Regions from separate parts of the Homo sapiens genome. Here region 1 is linked to region 2. A link is an interaction called in ENCODE POLR2A ChIA-PET data of the cell type or tissue named here. Cell type or tissue: IMR-90. All regions are shown on one strand.

What was found. ChIA-PET counts read pairs that join two places held together with the same protein. Peaks named below come from ENCODE experiments on the same cell type or tissue, not always from the same donor. Only the 100,000 strongest peaks of a DNase experiment are listed, where the experiment ranks them.
Region 1: POLR2A ChIA-PET joins it to region 2 with 9 read pairs; 2 of 35 experiments call an interaction of 5 or more read pairs at or near these places.

What each region holds. Positions count from the first base shown.
Region 1 is chr6:148,537,150-148,539,649 of GRCh38, reverse strand. All of the region lies in intron 16 of SASH1 (SAM and SH3 domain containing 1), which reads right to left. Among named protein-coding and RNA genes, the nearest start is that of SASH1, 200 kb to the right of the region's middle. In IMR-90, no CTCF peak of the experiment used is centred here; a DNase peak (open chromatin) is centred at 959; H3K27ac peaks cover 1,657 bases.
Region 2 is chr6:148,263,714-148,266,213 of GRCh38, reverse strand. It overlaps a transcript of SASH1 not described here. Among named protein-coding and RNA genes, the nearest start is that of SASH1, 78 kb to the left of the region's middle. RefSeq lists an enhancer at 1,114-1,667. In IMR-90, no CTCF peak of the experiment used is centred here; no DNase peak of the experiment used is centred here.

The DNA of each region.
Region 1 (2,500 bases), 270 kb before region 2:
TGCTTGCTGGTATAGATAAATGGATGACTGAAAACTGAATGTCCTCATTCTGAGTGGATAAAGAAAATGCAGTACCTATACACCATGGAGTACTACTTGGCCATGAAAAGGAAAGAAATAATGTCTTTGCAGCAATTTGGATGGACCTGGAGGCCATTATTCTAAGTGAAGTAACACAGGAGTAGAAAACCAAAATCCACACGGTCTCACTTGTAAGTAGGAGCTAAGCTATAAGCACATAAAGGCATACAAAGTGATATAATGGACTTCAGAGAGTCAGAAGAGGAAGGGTGGGGGGAGTCTAGGGATAAAAAAACTACACATTAGGTACAATGTATACTACTCAGATGATGGGTGCACTAAAATCTCAGAATTCACCACTATATAATTCATCCATGTAACCCAAAACCACTTATACCCCCAAAGCTACTGAAATAAATAAAAAATAAAATAAAGAAAAAAAAAGGAAGACCTCATTCTGAGGAAGGCTTTTAAAGAGAAGCATCATTATTTGTCAACTGTGCCTCAACAAAGCTGGAGGGGAAAAAAAAAAAAAAGCAGCATCGGACGCTTCTGTTGAGTGAATCTGCCCCAAGTAAATCACGTGGAAAGCCACGAGGGCCTTCAACACCCTAGCAGCATCACCCGGCATGTTGTAGAAAGGGCACATGGAGCCTTACATGGGACACTGAGGTTACACGCAGAACATCTTTGCATTATTATGCAGAGTAAGTAAGTGCTTGGTCACATAAAACAGAAACCAAGAAAACATTTTCTACACAAAATAGCTAGTTGCAATGATGAATGGCTTTATTTTCCTTTCTTTTCATCCCCCACCAACTTCCCCACTCCAACCACATACACAAAGAAAAAAAGAAATCAATAAGCCAGAAATGTGATGCCTTTTCTCAGGTCATCAAAATAAAAATGCGGGGAGGCAGAAGGCTCTGGCAGCTCTCCGGCTGTCCACCACTTCCTGCTTGCATTTCTCACGGGGAAAGCATTTTACAGCCCCAACTACAGCAGAGATCGTGGCAGCGTAAGTCCCTCAATTAGAATCCCAAATTAAGAGTGCTACTTTTAAAGTGACTAATGAAAAATTAACTAATTGGAAGCACAAGAGCAAATACTGTCCCCCTGACCACCTAAAAGTGGAACATTCTAGAGCGGTGTCCTCACTGTGTGGAAGAGCCTGTGGCTTTGCAGTGGCCTTTGTTCTGGCCTAGCATGTTATTTAGAAAAATGATACTTATAAAATGAGGGCTTTGTGCTATCCATTACAACCCAGGGAGAGGAGTCGGTGTACTCTGTCCCTGGTGACATGGTTCAGTGCACCACAGTGGCCAAAACAGACTCCAGAGTGCTGGGTGGGAGTAACACAGAAGACCTGCTCCTACTGCAGCATGGAAGTATGTGCTGTGCCTGCATCTTTGGGGACCCCAGCCTCAGCAGACACAGCAGAATACCTGAAATTATTTTGGAGAAGGAGGGGATCCATTGTGTCACCTGAAAACCACAGTTGGCGTAAGGAAGGGGGCTAGAATCGCTGTCTTCATTAGGGAGAAGAGAAAAAGAGGTGAGGTGCCTCTCCTCTGTAGTGCAGAATCAAGACCATGACCTTTTCCCACACTTGTCAGCGTGGGTGCCAAGGTACAAAAGGTAAGAAGGAAGATAAGCTAGAACGCTGAAAATTCTCACAGTCAAATCACAGCAAAGTGCTAGGTTGTGAGGCTGTAACCCCATTTGAGCATGACCTGAACTTTGACCTGAAGGGACTCTGCTTGGGCTAAGCTCTCTCTGCCTCCAGCCTCACCAACCACACACACACACACACACACACACACACACACACACACACACACACACACACACAGAATATGCTAAGACACCTATGAATATTCCAACATCAAAAGGTAGTGGTACCCAAAGGCACATAGCATTGCCTGGGGAGCAGTTACCTTGGGAAAGAAGAGAAGGGAATGGGATTCTTTGAAAGCAGGACTTTCTGTGGGCTTACACCATATTTCTTAAAATGTAAAAGAAATAAGAAAATATGGCAAAACATTAACTTCAGCATGTGCATGCATATGTTTGTTTGTTTTCTTTTCCTCTGTACTTTTCTGCATGTTTGAAATAATTCCTAATTAGAATTCTTATACAAGTTATTGTTTATACTTAGAAATGGCTAAGACAGTAAACTTTAGATTATCTGTATTTTACCACAAGTAAAAATTCTTTTAGCAATTTGTAAGAGGCTTTCATTTGCCAGACCTAAGATAGTGGGTCTGGGCTTGGCGTAAGGAATAGCCATCTGACAATTAGAGTCTTTTCCCAATGGAACCCTATATGATGGCTGGCATTTTCCCACGCTTCGAGGGAGGCTGGACGGGTCTGACTTCCAAGTAGTGCTGGAAATGTACTTTTTGCTCTCAGTTATGGCTAAGCTAGAAACCTTTCAAGATCCCTACATATCTTCAAAGATCTCAATAGACCTCTGCAT
Region 2 (2,500 bases):
TCACCTGAGGTCAGGAGTTCGAGACCAGCCTGGCCTACATGGTGAAACCCCGTCTTTACTAAAAATACAAAAAATTAGCTGGGCGTGGTGGTGGGCACCTGCAATCCCAGCTACTCAGGAGGCTGAGGCAGGAGAATTGCTTGAATCTGGGAGGCGGAGGCTGCAGTGAGCTGAGATTGTGCCATTGCACTCTAGCCTGGGCAACGAGAGCAAAGCTCTGTCTCAAAAAAAAAAAAAAGAATTGCTGAATACGCGATGATTGACAATGACAACTTCCTTGAATTGTATTACCACTTCTAATATGGGGACTGGATTTTTAAAGAAACTTCTGGAGCCAGTCACGCAAAAGCATGAGGATCTAGTGCTTGAAGGATTCAGTTGGAGAATCATGGGTTGTTAATTCCTAACTAACCCTGCCTTTCCAGAGACAGCAGTAGTTCCCTGAATTAAGGCCTAGATCTGGCATCAGAAGGCTTGGGCACAGGTCTCAGATGGCTTTTTTTAGCTGTGGGGTCTTGAGCCAGTCCTATCCAGGACAAAGTTTTATGTTCTGAGTGAATCAGGCCAAGTTGGAACATTAATCAATGCTCTTATGTCTACTTTTCTAAGGTTTGCAAAACGCTGAGCATATTTTTTTGTGGTCTCAGTATTCAGAGCTCAAAGTACATCAGGTGAAGAACCTGGAATCTACAAGTTCAAGAGGCATGGGGAGCACCTTGGTGAGGTCCACAAACTCTTTGCAGAAGTTCAGCACAATTTTATGGTGCTAAAAAGAGAGTGAAAGATGTAAAAGAACAGAATTTCTTTATCCATCCAATATATTTATTTTCCTTCCTCCCTCCCTCCCTCCGTCCCTCCTTCCCTCCCTCCTTCCCTCCCTCCTTCCCTCCCTCCTTTTTCTTTCTTGGCAGGGTCTTGTTTTATCACCTAGGCTGGAATGCAGTGGAACCTGCTTAGCTCACTGTAGCCTTGAACTGCTGGGCTCAAGCAGTCCTCCTGTTTTGGCCTCTGAAGCAACTGGGACTACAGGTGTGTGCCGTCATGTCTGCCTTATCAATCCAATTTCTAAGACTGTCATTTTGTGTGGGAATTCTAGTTCCTCTTTGCAAACTGGAGGTTATATAAAAATCAAGGAGAAATTATTCTATTATATATACTACAAAGAGAATAATGACTACTAAAGCTTAAATTTATAATGCATTATGTAATACATAAATCTCAATTTATTCAGCAAATAGTGAGCACGTGGTCTGTACTAGACACTGGGAATATAATGGCCAAGGCCCCTACTTTCATGAAGCATGCTTTCTAGATGGCCATAGATAAAGGACAAGTGCAAAAACAGATTAGTAAAACAATAGCTGTGCTCAATTTTTCAAAAGAAGCCAACAGGGGGTCGAGATGGAGGTTGTTAGGAGAGGTGATGGAGCAGGCAGGCAGAGGTGACATTTAAGCTCAAAGGATATGAAGAGGCCAGCTGCTCTGAGTGTGGGAAGAGAAACATAACTGGCAAAGAGGTTCATAAATGAAAAGTCCCTGAGGTGGGAGAAAAAAGGTTGATGTAGCTGAGAAACTGGAAAAAGTCAAGTATGACTGGGTGTGGACAACATGACAAGAGGCCACAAGGCTCTTGAGAGGCCGGGTTGTATAGCCCTCATGGGCAATGGTGAAGAGTGTGAATTCTATTTGAGACCCAATAAGAAACCATTGAAGAATTTTAAGCAGAGAAACAGCATGATCTGATTCCAGTCTTCATGTAATTCTTGTGGTGTTTAGAGAAAGGACTGGAAGATACTGAAGACAATAATGACCTTTTTCTTCCCAAGCAATACTTGTTAGAAAAAGCAGAAGTTATAATCTGCTCATATTTTTAAAGCAGTCTTCTATGAACCTAATCCTTCATATTTTTGTATGGGTAAGAGTTGTTCTACATTCCCAGCTGGGACAGAGATATAGATATATAGACCATTGAGCTTTAACCTGCCCAACCATGACAGGAATGCATTTCACAAGACCTTTTTTTTTTTTTTTTTTTTCGGTCAAAATAAAAGATAACAGAGTCCTTTCAAATCACGTCATTGAAACGCATACCTTCAGGTCTCCCTTTCATCAGAGAAAGGTGTTGAAAGTTACATCCAGCCCTATGTAACCTCCTTAAGCCTCAGGTTGAGCCCTAGGGGCTCTTTGCTTGCTGGTTTTGTACAGGTAACAATAAACAAAACGACACCTAGGATAAATGATTGTCGTACAAGTGTTACTTTCATTATGATAGAGCTCTTAGCATCCCCAATATACATAAAAGTTAAGACATTCAGATTTCCTCCGGACCAGCTCAGAAATGAGTCCTCCACCCTCAGTCTTCCATTTCCACCATCCAGACAGGGGCAGGAAAACAGTAACATTCCTTCTAACACGGAGTTAGATGTGTACAGATGGTAGTGGACAACTGACACATTTTACAGCTCTAAAAGTCCAACTCTCTTTTCCCTGTGACAGTTTC